4 separate regions of the Homo sapiens genome follow, and regions 1, 2 and 3 are each linked to region 4. Evidence: chromatin contacts called from ENCODE Hi-C or POLR2A ChIA-PET data. All regions are on one chromosome and are shown on one strand. Each heading gives the region's core, a stretch centred on a gene start or an enhancer-like site at or near the end of the contact. The rest is flanking DNA. Distances are from core to core; before and after follow the strand shown. Region 1 holds the start of TMEM39A (transmembrane protein 39A). Region 2 holds the start of ABTB1 (ankyrin repeat and BTB domain containing 1). Region 3 holds the start of PLXNA1 (plexin A1). Region 4 holds the start of SEC22A (SEC22 homolog A, vesicle trafficking protein).

Region 1 (3,691 bases), core at 691-3,190, 3.7 Mb before region 4:
TTTCATTCACTTCTCCCTTCTTCTAATAGATAAAAAGGGGATAACAAGAATTTAGATGATCAGCCAAAATAAAGAATGGGACTGCTTTCACTTTGTGGGCCCCATTTCACATCTTTTTACCTCCAAAGTATTTTGGAATTCTGAATTTTGTCTTGAAGGGCAGGATTTCTACCACAGTGTCAAGAATAAATCTCAATAAGCAAATATCTGAATGACATGATGACTTTTATGTTAGTCTTACTGATCAAAGGACATTAAAATTATATATAGCCTTATTTTTTCTTTACCTGTTTCTCAAGCCTGTTCCATTGCCACAGCCTCCACCAACCAAAGTCTGCAAAGAAGGTAAAGCTGAACGGCTTAGCTGTTGCCGACTAGGGCCCCTCCTTCCACCGGGCATGTCCAGGAACCAGTCTGCTTCCAGTGCCACCTGTAGTTGCAACCCAGGTTAATGGTTGTCAACCAGTTTCAACTCTGAACGACAACAAAAACATTTAAACATCAGTAGACTATTTTTAAAGTAGGCAACAAAACAACGACAAACACTGAGTAAGCAGGCCTTACAAAATAAGATTTTCAAACGAATGTTCCCAGTGTCTACTACTTACGTTATTCGAATTAAAGGACTACTCAGACTCTAATGGGTCAAAAGCCTAAGTTCTGATCTAAGCTCTGTTCAGCTTTAGGCAAGTGATGATTTGTGTCTTTTGTCAACTGATTTGTATCATCTGTAAGATATTATAATCAAATAGAAGTTTACAAGAAACATCACACCTTATACATTTCCAGCTCAATGTTTCACACTTAAACTACTTGAAATATAGAAGAATTGGCACTTTATAAAACATTAGGTTTTGTTATCAAGGGATATGGCTTGTGAGCTCAGATGGTCACATATTATCTGACCTTATCCGGATAAGTTAACTTCTGAGTGTGTTCTTCTGAGTGTGTTTCTTCAAGGGGGGGGGGCGGGGGGGGGGAGTGTCCCCTGTTCTGCAGAGGTTGTCAGGACTGAGGAAGTGGAATGAAAGGGTACCAGTAGTTCTTTTAACAGTTTAAAAGTAAAACTGTTCGAGTGGTATCTCTATATGTTAGGGTTAAAATATTGAAAGAAACTCTTCAAGGGGATGCCCGCTCCAGAAAAGCTGGTGTAAAATCATACAGAAATTACTGAAACTGCAAGATTAAGAAGCAAGTAAAAGATAAAGATCCTCACTGGAAAAAAAAAAAAAAGCTCTTTTCATCATTCTACGGCAAAAATCATGATTCTGTCAACATGGATACCAATGTTTCCTAAACAATACAACTAAAACCCAAGGATGACACTGGAAAAAACCCGTGTTTTCAAATGCTCCCTATTCCTAACAGCCTTCGGCTGTAAACTAACCCCAAGTCAAACAAAGCATTCAAACCGCTGGATGCAGGGGCTGCTGGTCCTTGCTCCATTAACAAGCAAAGGGAAAGAAAAGTGCAGGGAAAAAACTGGGACGGAAGAGGTGAGAGTATGCGGTGTGGTGGACTGCAGGAGACCACAAACTTCAACAGACTGGTCCCTAAGAGAAGTCGGCAGAAAGGTAGACAAAGCAGTCTCCGCCGCACACCCAAGAGGGCCGAGGCAGGTCCAGGACAGCCGGACCTTGGGGCAGCTCAGTAATACTCACGCATGGAAGAGTCCCAGCCGGTGGGGCGGGGTCCCTAGAAAGCGGCGACAACTTTACAGACTGGACCCCAGGTAAGGGAACTCCCTCCCAGCGTTGGAACGCTGCAAACCAGCTGCTTGGACGCAGGCAGCCCCCGCCTAGAGAATCAAGAAAAGGTGTCCAGGCTTCGGGCTGCCAGACTCAGACCCAGACTCCGACGCAGTTCCAGTGCCAGAGCTAAAGCTAGAGCCAGAGCCTGATACTTCAGCACCCATCCCTAGCCTCCATTACCGCGGAGCTGAGCAGACGTGGCAGCGCACGGCGATGACGTCAGCTACGCGACCGCGGTCTGCCCCAGCCGCGAGTGCGTCCCCGGAATCAGCCGGCACGACAACCCCTACCATTTGCACCTGCGCAGTGGGGCGCGCCTTCTCCTCTTAACTCGCGGTCCCGCCCCTTCCGGCCAGTGTTGGCCAAAGCATTTCCTCTTTCGGCCTCAGTCAGCTAGCGGCTGCTAGGTGCGGGCACCATGCTACTGATCCTTCTTGCTGTCTCTTGGACTCCATGTAGTAACCATGTACAAGTTATCACCGCCATTTTACAGATGAGTGTAGATTAGGAGGTGTCACCTAGGGTCACGTTACTGCTAAGTGAGGGAGCCCAAGTCATGAAGTCATGCGTCAGCATCCAACCCTGCGCTTATTGTTTGCTAAGAACTAGACAGATGCTGTGGTTACAAAGCGAATACCACAAAAGCTCAGAGTCTAGTGGAAGAGAGGCGACACTAAGAAAATACAGTAATTACCATTTGTTACAATATTAAAAGTGTGTCCAAGGTCCAGAGATAGCATGTAACACTAACGAATTCTGTGGGATGGTGGTGATGTCAATACCAAGAAAAGCTTTGCAGAGAGCTTGGGGTTTCAGCCAAGACTCCACAAAGGCATAGGGGCTTTGTGGGAGAATGGCAGTCCTCCTGGAGAAGTGGCAGATAAAAAGGTAAAGATCTGTGAGCAACGTCATCTTGAGTTCAGGAATTGACAATAGTTTGGTATTAGAAGAAGATAAGAGTGTCAAAAGGAGCATTTGTGTAATCTTTCACTCCAGAGATTTTAATCTCCTTAATAGAAAGTTGTTTGTATTGATTGAATGATTAACCTTTATTAAGAATTTTGTTGTGTCAGGCACTGGATTAGTAGCTTTACACATTTCATTTAAATCTCACATTTTGATAGCTTCTACTATGGTTATTATTTTACAGAAGAAACTGAAGTTAAGAGAAGTTAAGTAGCTTGTTGAAAATAGCCTGCCTGGCCAGGCAGGGTGGCTCATGACTGTAATTCCAACACTGGGAGGCCAAGGCAGGAGGATCACTTGAGCCCAAGAGTTTGAGACCACCCTGAGCAATATAGTGGAACCTTGTCTCTATGAAAAAAGTAAAAAAATAAATCGGGCATGGTGGCTCACACCTGTAGTCCCAGCTACTTGGGAGGCTGAGGTGGGAGGATCACTTGAGCCCTGGAGGTCAAGTTTGCAGTGAGCCGAGATTGTGCCACTGCACTCCAGCCTGGGCAACAGAGAGAGACCCTGTCTCAAAAATAATAATAATAATAATAGAAAAAAAAGAAAATAGCCTGGCTAATAAGAGCCAGAACCAGAATTTAGAGCCAGAATGACTGATATCGAAACCAGTAAAGTTGCTAATATTCCCAAATATTCCTAATGTCCTAATGTACCACAGAGCTGTCACTTAGGAATACACACAAGTCTCCAACTTAGGATGGTTTGACTCACAATTTTTCAACTTTATGATGGTGCAAAACCAACACTCATTCAGTAGAAACTGTACTTCCAGTACTCGTACAACCATTCTGGTTTTTTTTTCATTTTTAAATACAGTCATGTGTCCCATAATGATGTTTCAATGAAAGACCACATAAATGATGGTGAGCCCATGAGAGTATAATAAAACTGAAAAACTCCTATTGCCTAATGATGTAGCTGTCTTTATGTTGTAGTGCAATGTATCCTGGTGTACACAAACCTGCACT
Region 2 (3,542 bases), core at 635-3,134, 4.5 Mb after region 4:
CTAACTAGTTAGGATAGGTGTGGGCACTCTCTCTAGTTGGATGGTGTCCAGCAGCATGGGTCCACTCTCACTGGAGGCCTAGGGCCACAGTGAGCTCAGACTCAGCGGCTGGGGCAGAAGCTATGGTGGGATGTGAAGGAGGCTGGGAACATGGGCATGGGGTGGAGAGGCCTCCAGGTGTACTGAGGCAAACGGGATGGGCATGGGGTAGAGGCAAGCCCAGGCGCCAGGGAACTTCAGGAGCCGGGAGTGCCAGCACCTTCTAAGCCTGCTCCCCCATCCCCACCCGAGCCCAATGCAACCACCCCAGAGGAGCCATGGCACCCCAGGACCTCAGCTGAGGAAACTGGCCCCTCCCACCCCTAGATTGGCATCCAGAACTATTCCACAACCAGCAGCTGCCAGGCGCGGGCCAGCCAGGTGCGCAGCGACTACGGCACGCTCTTCGTGGTGCTGGTGGTCATTGGGGCCATCTGCATCATCATCATTGCGCTTGGCCTGCTCTACAACTGCTGGCAGCGCCGGCTGCCCAAGCTCAAGCACGTGGTGAGTGTGGGGACAGGTGGGGCTGGGGGCCAGTTGAGAGGAGAGTGCCCATCGATAGGTGTCCTCATCTGCAAGGGGAGGCAGTGACTCTCCTGGGCGCACAGGGTCCCGTGGGTGAAGCAGCTGGTCAGCCTAGCACTGCTGACTGCTCTGCAGGGCACCAGCCCCAGGACAGGTGCCAGAGGTGCAGGGAGTGAGGGGGCTGCTAGCCCCACCAGGGGGCCCCTCCCTGGCACCACCAGCCCCTTTCCGGCGCAGGCACTGCAGGGCCTGAGCACCTGAATACCTCACCAGAGGCAGGCCCTGCGTTGGTGGTGCCCAAGGATCAAGGAGAGGCTCCAGCAGCCTAGAGGCCTCCCCAGGAGGAAGCGAGCAGAGCCCTAGCGATGCTCCCTGCCCACCTCGCAAGTGGAGTCTTCTTAGGGGGCTGTTGGGGGATCGATGACGTCAGGGAGGCCACGGGGCTTTGTAGTGCCAACGACTAGTAGGTTTATTTTGAGAAAGGAGTTGAGCTGCAGCAACAGAAAAGAAGGATCTGGCACCTGTGGAGGGTGCCGCGGGAACCCCCTGGGTGGGGTTGCACAGACGGCCGCGGGCCTGGCGCTGTCCGGGGGCTGGCTCGCTCGCCCATGGCCTCTCCCCACCCCGCCTCAGTCGCACGGCGAGGAGCTGCGCTTCGTGGAGAACGGCTGCCACGACAACCCCACGCTGGACGTGGCCAGCGACAGCCAGTCGGAGATGCAGGAGAAGCACCCCAGCCTGAACGGCGGCGGGGCCCTCAACGGCCCGGGGAGCTGGGGGGCGCTCATGGGGGGCAAGCGGGACCCCGAGGACTCGGACGTGTTCGAGGAGGACACGCACCTGTGAGCGCAGCCGAGGCGCAGGCCGAGTGGGCCGCCAGGACCAAGCGAGGTGGACCCCGAAACGGACGGCCCGGAGCCCGCACCAGCCCCGCGCCTACCCGGGCCGCCCCCGCGGCCTGGCCCTCGGCGCGGGCTCCTTCCCGCTTCCCCCGACTTCACACGGCGGCTTCGGACCAACTCCCTCACTCCCGCCCGAGGGGCAGGCCTCAAAGCCCGCCTTGGCCCCGCTTTCCCGCCCCTGAACCCCGGCCCCGCGGGCGGCGGGCGGCGCTTCCTGCGCCCCGGGACTCAATTAAACCCGCCCGGAGACCACGCCGGGCCCAGCGCGTCTGCCTTCTTGACTCATTCTTATTTCCGGGGTTGGGGCGGGGCGGGGCGGGCGGGGCACCCCGGGGCAGGGGCGGGGCCGCGGGGCGGGGAGGCCGGGGCGGGCGGGTCCTCCGGACGCCGCTGCAGAGCGGGGCGGGGCGGGGCTGAGCGTGTTTACATCCGCCGGGTGCGCGGCTTCGCCGCCCGAGGTCGTTCGGCTCGGGTACCATCCTCCGCGCCATGGACACCAGCGACCTGTTCGCCAGCTGCAGGAAGGGGGATGTGGGCCGAGTGCGGTGAGGACCTCGCAGTCCCGGGGAGGGTGCGGGAGGTGGCCGCCCTCGGAACGCCTCGGGCCCTGGGACGGGCGGCTGGGCGGCCGCGGAGAGGCGGGCGCCTCTGCCGGGTCACAGCCCTCGGAGCGCCCCCGCGGGGCAGACCACCCGGACCCCCGCCGCAGCCCCCCAGCGGAAGCGCGCTGGGGCGGGGACACTGATGGCCATTGACCCCCGGAGGGCTTCCTGTAAGAAGGGACTGCTCAGCGGAGGCCCGAAGGCGCAGAAGTGGGCGGAGAGAAGGCGGGCCACTGTTCGCCCTGGTAGGGCCCGGACGTCAGACCCCCCGGGCGCAGGGCGCGGGTATAGGCCTGGGACTCCAGACGTGGCCCCTTTCTCTCGTGCTCTCTGGACCTGGCGCGGGGAACACCTAGAGCCCATAATCGGCCTCCGGTCCCTGAGGATTCGGAAACTCCTGACGCAGCTAAAGTGAATCTGGCGCTGAGATGCCCCCTCCATGGGCCGGACGCGGAGGGAAGGGGTGCCCAGTTGGGTTCTGGGGCCCTTCCCCTCCTTGGGCTTCCACTATCCCGTTTGACCTCCTTTTTTCTTGGCCCTTCCTCCCCCTTGACCTGGTGCTGACTGACTGCTTCCACCTCCCCTGGGCTGGCGCCGGGCTGCTGTACTCCCGTAGCCTCCCTGGGCCGCTCCCTGACATCCCGTGCCACTCAAGAGTTAGTGCATAGTGTCAACGCTGAGTGGGTTCACAGCACTTCCAGGTGCAGCCTGGAGGCCTCCTTTGGGCTGCCCCCGCCTCAGTGGGGCTGCATTAGCATTGGCGACTCCCCTCGCTCACCTTCCGCATCCCATCAGTTGCTGTATCCCGCGACTCCTGCCTCCTAGAATTGTGTGCCCTCCACACCATCAGGAGGCCTGCAGCAGCTTTTTCCCGGGCTCCCTGCTTCTAACAGGGCCAGCTTCTTCCTGCAGTAGAGAGCTCTGGTGGGAGTGAAGGCTCCATCACCTCCTCTCCCAAACGCTGAAAGGCCAAAGGTCCAGCCTCGGCACTGGCTCTGGCTTCTGTCCCTGTAGCCCATCGTCCCCCAGCACTGATAGCACACAGTGTCTGCCTGTTCGACCCCACCTCCACATCCTTGCCTGCACTTTGCCTTGAGTGCCTCTCCTGCTCTGGTCTGCCTGTCACCTGCCCTCACCTGGGGGAGGCTTCCCCATACCAAAAGGGATGTTTTCTCTCCGTTCCTTTCCACGGGCCTTCTTTCTCAGACCATGAACCCGTCCTGACCCAGGCTCTGACCTCCTTCCTGCCCAGGTACCTGCTGGAGCAGCGAGACGTGGAGGTGAATGTGCGGGACAAGTGGGACAGCACCCCCTTGTGAGTGCTGGAGAGAGGGGTGGGGAGGGTGGGGGTTGGTGCACCCCTTCAGCACTGAGGACTGCCTCCTGTACTTCCTTCCTCCCTTCAGGTACTATGCCTGCTTGTGTGGGCACGAGGAGCTGGTACTCTACCTTCTGGCCAATGGTGAGAGCA
Region 3 (3,316 bases), core at 46-2,545, 3.8 Mb after region 4:
GCTCCAGATAGGCGACAATCCCATGTCCATCGGCAGGAGAATGGGCGAGCAGGAGCCCAACAAAACAGGCTGCGAAGACGATGCCTGCGAGCAGCTGCCCTGTGCCCTCACCACACAGAGCAGACAGAGCAAACAGCACAGGCTGAGTGACCCCGTTTCTGTAATGCCCAGAACAAGCCACCCAAAACAGCGTCCCATTCTGGGGTGCAAATATAAGAGGTCACACCCAAAGAAAAGCACTTAAAGATGAACACAAAAATGAGGGTTGTGGCTGCTCCTGGGGAGGGAGGAGCGGGGTGAGACGCGGAGGGACACCTGGGCCCGGTATGAGTCCATTCCCTTTCCCTGTTAACCATGTGAACTGTAGAGAGTTCCTCTTCTGTAGGGGTGACGTGATTCACACAGCAAAAACCGCACCCCTCAGGCTACAGATGGGGGCCAAGTCCCCAGCCGGGACTCAGCCCTCCCACGACGGGGTTTTCCTGGCCCATCTGCTCTGTTATCGATGCTCCTGTTGCCGGCTTCCCCTTCCTTGGCCTGGTTGCGTCCACCGGGAGGCCCTCCCGGATGCCTCCTGCCTGGGAGTGGCGGTTGTGAGTACAGTAACTGAGTGCTGGGTGTCTGCCCCTCAGCCTTGCCATGCAGGCTGGGGGTATTGCCTGGACAGCTCTGGCCCGTCACCCTGGATTCTGCAGCCCCACACCTCACACCGTGTAGATCCGCTGCCCCACGCTACAGCCGGAGTTCGCGTCTCGCCACGCCTCTGCCGCGGGACTTTCCTCCCTGGGCTGCGTCCCCAGCCGGGAATGCGCCACCAGCCTGGGGCCTGCAGGGGGCGCCCGGGCTCCCCGCGCAGGTGCCCGCCCATCTGACAGAGCGGAACGCGCGAGGCCGAGAGCTGGGAACACCCGGCCCCGCAAGGTCTGGGAACTGCGATTGCCTCCTTCAGCCTCAGTTTCCCCCCCCGTGAAAGGAGGCCATGCTCCTAGCCTGGGCACACTGAGCCAGGCCCTGTTCCTGGGGTCGCGGGCTAGCCCGCTCGAGAGCGGGGGGCTCCCGGAACTGCCCGCGCGGCCCCGGCGCCCAGAGAGTTGAGGCGGGCAGCCGTATCGCCCTTTGAAGACGCGCGGTGGGCCCCTGCAGGCGCGCGGCGCGGGGCAGAGCGCCCTCTGGAGGCCGCCGCCGGCCCCGCCCCCGCCCCGCCCCCGGGCTCTGGGCGGCGCATGCGCGCGGCGCGGGGCTCCGCGGGCGGCGAGAGCGAGGCCGGTCCGCAGCCGCGCGGCGCTCGGCGCCCCATTCATGCTGGGCATCGGCTGCGCGGCCACGCAGCGGAGCCCGGGCGCGGCGGCGGCCTCGGCCTGGGCGGCCTACGCGGCTTCGGCGGCCCCGCGGCGGGGCGGACGGCGGCGGCGGCGCGGGCGGCTGGGCGCGGCGATGGCCGGCGGCGGGGCGCGCCCCGGGGCGGCGGGTGAGTCGGGGCGCAACTTTCCCCGCGGCGCGGGACGGTGGGCGGGGGCCGGGCCGGGCTGGGGTCCGGGGCCGGGCGGCCCGTGGGTGGGCGCGGGGCGGCCTCCGGCGGCGGCCCTCTCGTGAGGCGGCAGGCAGGGGGTGTGCGCGGGGACTGCGGCGCGCGTGGGGACTGCGGCGCGCGTGTCCGCGGCCCGCGTGTCCCTGCGGCTCCGGCCCAGGCGTCCGCGTGTGTCCGGGCGCGGTCGCGGCGCCGACGCGGAGAGACCGCACCCCCGTGCGGCGGGGCTGGGACCGCGGCCCGGGATCCAGCGCCGCGGCCTCCCCCGCCCCCCGGCCGGGCCCGCCGAGCCCCGCGGCAGCTCCGGGGTGGCGGGGGGCGGGCGCTGCCCCTCCACGGAGGCTGGGGAGAAAGTTTGCGGCGGCCCCGCGGGGAGGCCCCTGCGGTGTCCAGGCCCGTCCCGGCCGCTGGACCTCGGCTCAGACCTCTGGCCGCGGGCGAGGACGGGGTGGCCAGGCCCGGATAGGGATCGGAGCCTCCCAGCAGGGCCGCGGGGGCCGGAGGAGGTCGTGCAGGCTAAGCCCCCGGCCGGCCCTGGGGCGCGGGGTGGAAGTTGGAGCGGCTTCCCGACCACAGCTGCCACCGCTCCCACTGGCCCGGAGTGCGGGGAGGTGGGCTCTGGGTGCCGCCCAGGAGGCCGCCCCGCTCGGGCCTCCTTGGCCTCCCCCTCTCGGGGCCTCTCCAGGGTCAGCCGCTTCTCCCGGAGGCTTCCGATTGCTTCCTGGATAGTCCCGGGCCTGATGTGCGGCGAAGCTGGAGGCAGCGGGCCGATCCCGGGCTGCCAGGGGAAGGGGGAGTGGGGACTCCAGGGAGGCCCCTCGGTCGGCGTGAGGTCCCAGGTGCAGCCCTGGAAAGGAGGGGAGGGGCTCCGAGGGGCGGCCCCGGGCGGCGATCTGCCCCAGGCTCCTGTGTGGGGTTCTGGGGCCACGCCCCTTGAAAGAAAGGGGTGTGTGTGCCGGGGAGGGGACGTGGTCGAGCCTCTGTCCCCTCAGCGCGGCTCCTGTGGCTCAGGCTGCTCCGTGCTGCCCCATCTCCTTTCACACGTAGCCGGTTTGGGGGTCGGTGCAGGGATGGGGCGCAGTTTCTGCTCCCCGGGCCCTTGAGGAGCTTGCCTCAGGTCCCCTCGATTTCCTGCGGCTTGGGGTGTGCGGCAGAGGCCAGGTGCTGCACCAGGGGCACCAAGATGCTGCCCGGCCCTTGAGGAGCACCCAGCCCCCTGCCAGAGGCAGGCATGTGAACCAGTGATTCGCTGCAGGGCCAGGCTTCCATTCCTGGGGGGTGCCAGTGGGGCCCAGGAAGGGCGTTTTGGGCAGAGGACAGCATGGGCGGAGGCCTGGGTTTGTGGCCTCAGTGTGTGCTCTGGGGGTGGGGGACACATGAGGTGCCTGTGGACAAAGCAGACAGCCCTTTGCTGGACTCCTGGCCCCCCAAGGTCGTTGCCTGCCTGTTTTGAGCCCCCAGGAAAGCCCCCGTGCACAGAGCAGCTTAGAGCAGCTGGCCGGGAGGAGCGGGTGCCCCAGGGGAAGGCCTGCAAAGGTAGGCACTTTTTCTCAGGAGCAGGACTCCAAGGCCTTCAGAGCCGGATCCCCTAGGACTGGTCGGGAGCAGAACCACTGGGACCACCTCCCATGACCCCCGTTGTGGGGGAGGCGGAGTGCCAGGAGCAGCTGTCTTCCCCCCCGGCTGCTGTTGTGAGCCACTGGGCAGGATGGCAGCCCCACACCCCAACCTGCCTGAGCCATAGCAGGATCTGGCGCAGGAGGACTTGGGGGGATTGGACTCTTCCTT
Region 4 (3,517 bases), core at 816-3,315:
ATAACTTATTGGTTACCCTTGGGTAACCAATATTTTACTTCTATTACCTTATATGATTTTTTATTTTGAACATTATGTAAATGGAATCATATAGTAATCTTTTTTGTGTCTGACTTATTTCACTCAATTTTTATGATTGTGAAATTCATGCATGCTTTGCATATGGTTGTAGATTATTGTCTTTCCTGTATAGTATTCTACTATGTGAATATTCTTCTTCCTTTTTTTTTTTTTTTTTTTTTGAGAAGGAGTCTTGCTCTGTTGCCTAGGCTGGAGTTCAGCGGCATGATCTTGGCTCACTGCAACCTCTGCCTCCCAGTTTAAGCAATTCTCCTACCTCAGCCTCCCAAGTAGCTGGGATTACAGATGCCTACAACCATGCCTGGCTAATTTTTTTGTATTTTAGTTGAGATGGGGTTTCACCATGTTGGCCAGGCTGGTCTCGAACTCCCAACCTCAAGTGATCCACCCCCGCCCCCGGCCTCCCAAAGTGCTGGGATTACAGGCGTGAGCCATCGCGCCTGGTCAGAATATTCTAAAATTTATTTATTTCATGAACATTCTTATACATATGTTTTCTGGTGAATATATGAATACATTTATGTTGAGTATATATCTAGGACAAAATTTATGTTAGTTCAGGCCTTTCTTCTGAACTCTAGACCTACATATCCAAATCTACTTGACATCTCCATTTATAGGCATTTCAAATTTAACATATTCCAAACCATTTGCTCCTCTTTCTGTGTTCCATGAGTCAGTAAATGGCTTCTTAATCCATCTAGTTACTTAAGGAGTCATCCTTAATATTCCTTTTTGTTGACCCTTCCCGGCAAACCAATCCGTTATGAAGTCCCTTGGATACCATTTCTAATTTATACATATCTTGAAATTATCTACCTCTTTCTGTCTCTAACTCCCATTACACTAGTTCAAGCCCCATCATTTCTGGCTTTGCCTGACGCAACTGCCTCCAAATGGCTTTCCAGCAGCCCTTCTTGCCCTTTTCCACACTATTCTCCACAAACAGCCTGAGTGATTCTTAAATATGCAAATAGGATCCTACTTAATAGTCTTTATTAGCTGCCCATTGACCTTGGGCTGAGATGAGACAAGGGCCAGACCATGCTGACTCTTATTGGCCACATTACAGATTTCAGGCTGTATTTTGGAAGATATCTTAAGGTCAACGGGCAAAGTTTCTCCTTGCTCCCTACACTCCATCCACACTGACTCCCTTTTAGTTCCTAGAGCACAAGAAGTTCTTTCATGCCCCGACAACCTCACACAATATTTCCTTGGCGGGGAACATTCTCTAAGGCTCTTCAATATGCCTGCCGCTTAAAAGGCACTTATTCAGAAGTCTTTTCCCTGATAGTCCAAAATTAATTGATCATTGCACCCACTAATTTTCCCTCCCAATACTGACAATTTGTAGTTCTGTAACTATTTATGCTTTAATATCTCTTGCTCCAATTACTCCTTAAATTCCATCAAGTGTTATGTCCACTCCTGTAACCCCGTGCTTAACACGGTGCTTGGCACATGGTAAACAGTCAGGAAATGCCTGTTTAATAATGCATGACCGATGCGAAGGCTGGAAGGGGTCGCAGGGTCAGCATCTGGCACTTCTCTGCCATGGTTAGTTTCCTTCTTGTGTGTGGGAATAGACGGGGCCAGGTCTTCTCCTTGCTCACCCAGAGGGGGCTTTTCTCCCTGTCCCCTTTATAAGTGTCTGCTGTAGGGCCGCGTGTGAGAGACAAAATGCCTGCAGAAACAGGGCGGCGAGCGGAAGAGATTGGCCCTATTTCTGAAGTCAACGTAGTTCTGTCATCAGAGGATGCTGTACTTTTCTGGCGCAGGTGCGAGAGAAGCTGCCAATCTCTCCTGGAGCGGGTGGGACTAAGGAGGGCCCCGGGAGCTGGGGGGTTGTTGTGTCCTTCCTGCAGAACCCGATTGGCCTGGGTGAGCTGAGGGAACGGGGGCGTGGTTTGATTCCGCGGGCGCGAGCCACGTTGGACGCGCCGCAGCGTCGCCGAAAGGTCCCTCCCAGGCCCCACAATGCACTTCGGGGCGCGTCACTCGGAGCGGCGGGTCCCGTCTCGACAGGTACTCCCCGGCCCCTCCCAGTCCTCTTCTTCCTTTCTTAGGGGTCGTTCGAATCCCTGCCGGCCTCTCCCCTCCCGCTCCCTGCCTCTCGCCACAGCCTCGGCCTTCGCCCTCGGGATTGAAGACCTACCCCACGGGCAGGAGCCAAGTCCGTGCCTTTGGGATGGGAGTCGGGGCCGCGGAGCTCTGGAGGGACGGGCAAGCGGGGACCCCGTCCCCTTCGACTTGAGGGTTCTCTGGGGCCAGGCGGGCGGCGGTTGCGCCTCGTCTGAGCCGCCTCGGGTGTTGGGCAGCCAGGAAAGGAGTGTTTGAAGGGGAGGGACAGTCGCACTTGGCTGTCAGCATGGTGGTGGGGATTCCCTGGCGCCCAGGTGTCAGAAACACGGTGATCTACCTGTGTAGGTGGCCCATGAGAGCTTGAGGTGGCATTTCCTATTTCTTTTAGGCAGAATGGGACTTGAACCAGTGTCTTACTTTACGTTTTGTGGGGATGGAGTGAGCCCTGAGCCCAGATATTTGCCCGCGTTGGCTCACGGAAATCTCTTGAGACCCTGTCTCAAGAGTCACTTTGGGAACGATGTGGCAGAAGGGAGACCTGAGCAATTGGCTCGGCAAGTGGAGGAGGCTTCCAAAAGAAAAGGACAAGCCCCAGCTGGCTTGAATCTCTCTGCCAGTGAAGACAGCTTAAGATAATTTTTCCCTGCTGCTTAGTTTCCTGGATCATCCACCTGGGGCAGGGGGCGAGCTTGAGAACCAGTCCCTCCTATGCCTATTCAGCCAAGGCAAAGCCTAGCCCAGAGCAAAAGTATCAGCCACCAGACTGGAGATGTTGGGATCTTCAGTCAGGGGAACAGCCACTTTTCAAACTCTGAATCACTTTCCATGTTACTGATATTTGCTTACATGCTAAGATTGTAAGGAATCAGGCAATGCCTTAAACGGTACCTACAATTTCTGATATATTAAGGTTCATTCAGTATTTGACTCTGACACCTGTGACCATATCCTAAAGTAATGGGACATTCGGGTATTTCCTATGTTGAAAACCATCACATCTGTTTAGTGCCTTTTTTTTTTTTTTTTTTTTTTTTTTTTTTTTTTGCGTGCAACTGGTTAAAATCGAAGTATATCTTATGTTGGTATATGAAAGAGGCCTAGGTCTTATCACAGGGGTGCCTGTGACCTTCCTTGAGTGTCTCACAGAGTTGTTAGAATTGGGCCTGAGTTTAAATCCCTACTTTGTCACCTACTCGTTTAGGGATTAAAAAAAATTCCTCAAGCTTTCTGGGCTTGAATTTCCTCAAAGGTAAAATGGAACTAATAATACCTATCTCACAGGTTTTTGGAACGCTTAAATGAGGTAATGTGTATAAAGTGCGTGGTCCATGGAGAGTAATCAATAAATAAT

Evidence for each region. Hi-C counts contacts between places; a loop is a spot of excess contacts on that map. ChIA-PET counts read pairs that join two places held with the same protein, here RNA polymerase II (POLR2A). Pooled maps may share reads with other maps.
Region 1: a loop to region 4 is called in a map of CD8-positive, alpha-beta T cell, with 6 times the contacts of the local background. The contact joins the promoter of TMEM39A here to the promoter of SEC22A in region 4. A Hi-C loop is called at or near these places in 1 of 168 maps with a recorded cell type or tissue (CD8-positive, alpha-beta T cell) and 6 of 50 pooled maps. POLR2A ChIA-PET finds 5 or more read pairs at or near these places in 1 of 52 experiments (naive thymus-derived CD4-positive, alpha-beta T cell).
Region 2: a loop to region 4 is called in a map of CD8-positive, alpha-beta T cell, with 7 times the contacts of the local background. The contact joins the promoter of ABTB1 here to the promoter of SEC22A in region 4. A Hi-C loop is called at or near these places in 2 of 168 maps with a recorded cell type or tissue (CD8-positive, alpha-beta T cell and naive thymus-derived CD4-positive, alpha-beta T cell) and 6 of 50 pooled maps.
Region 3: a loop to region 4 is called in a map of CD8-positive, alpha-beta T cell, with 7 times the contacts of the local background. The contact joins the promoter of PLXNA1 here to the promoter of SEC22A in region 4. A Hi-C loop is called at or near these places in 2 of 168 maps with a recorded cell type or tissue (CD8-positive, alpha-beta T cell and naive thymus-derived CD4-positive, alpha-beta T cell) and 6 of 50 pooled maps.

The regions. Positions count from the first base shown.
Region 1 is chr3:119,461,675-119,465,365 of GRCh38, forward strand. It overlaps TMEM39A (transmembrane protein 39A), which reads right to left and starts at 1,941. Exons shown (of 9, transcript NM_018266.3): 1 at 1,662-1,941; 2 at 288-474. The coding sequence starts at 400. RefSeq lists enhancers at 1,612-2,101, 2,132-2,191.
Region 2 is chr3:127,671,068-127,674,609 of GRCh38, forward strand. ABTB1 (ankyrin repeat and BTB domain containing 1) reads left to right here and starts at 1,885. Exons shown (of 12, transcript NM_172027.3): 1 at 1,885-2,014; 2 at 3,324-3,386; 3 at 3,478-3,533. The coding sequence starts at 1,959. PODXL2 (podocalyxin like 2) reads left to right here. Exons shown (of 8, transcript NM_015720.4): 7 at 367-546; 8 at 1,201-1,735. The coding sequence ends at 1,413. RefSeq lists silencers at 1,167-1,246, 1,257-1,856, 1,997-2,256.
Region 3 is chr3:126,981,820-126,985,135 of GRCh38, forward strand. It overlaps PLXNA1 (plexin A1), which reads left to right and starts at 1,296. Exons shown (of 32, transcript NM_032242.4): 1 at 1,296-1,468. RefSeq lists enhancers at 52-101, 362-691 and silencers at 742-961, 1,062-1,291, 2,307-2,386.
Region 4 is chr3:123,199,878-123,203,394 of GRCh38, forward strand. It overlaps SEC22A (SEC22 homolog A, vesicle trafficking protein), which reads left to right and starts at 2,066. Exons shown (of 7, transcript NM_012430.5): 1 at 2,066-2,109. RefSeq lists enhancers at 1,623-1,772, 1,783-1,862, 2,103-2,152.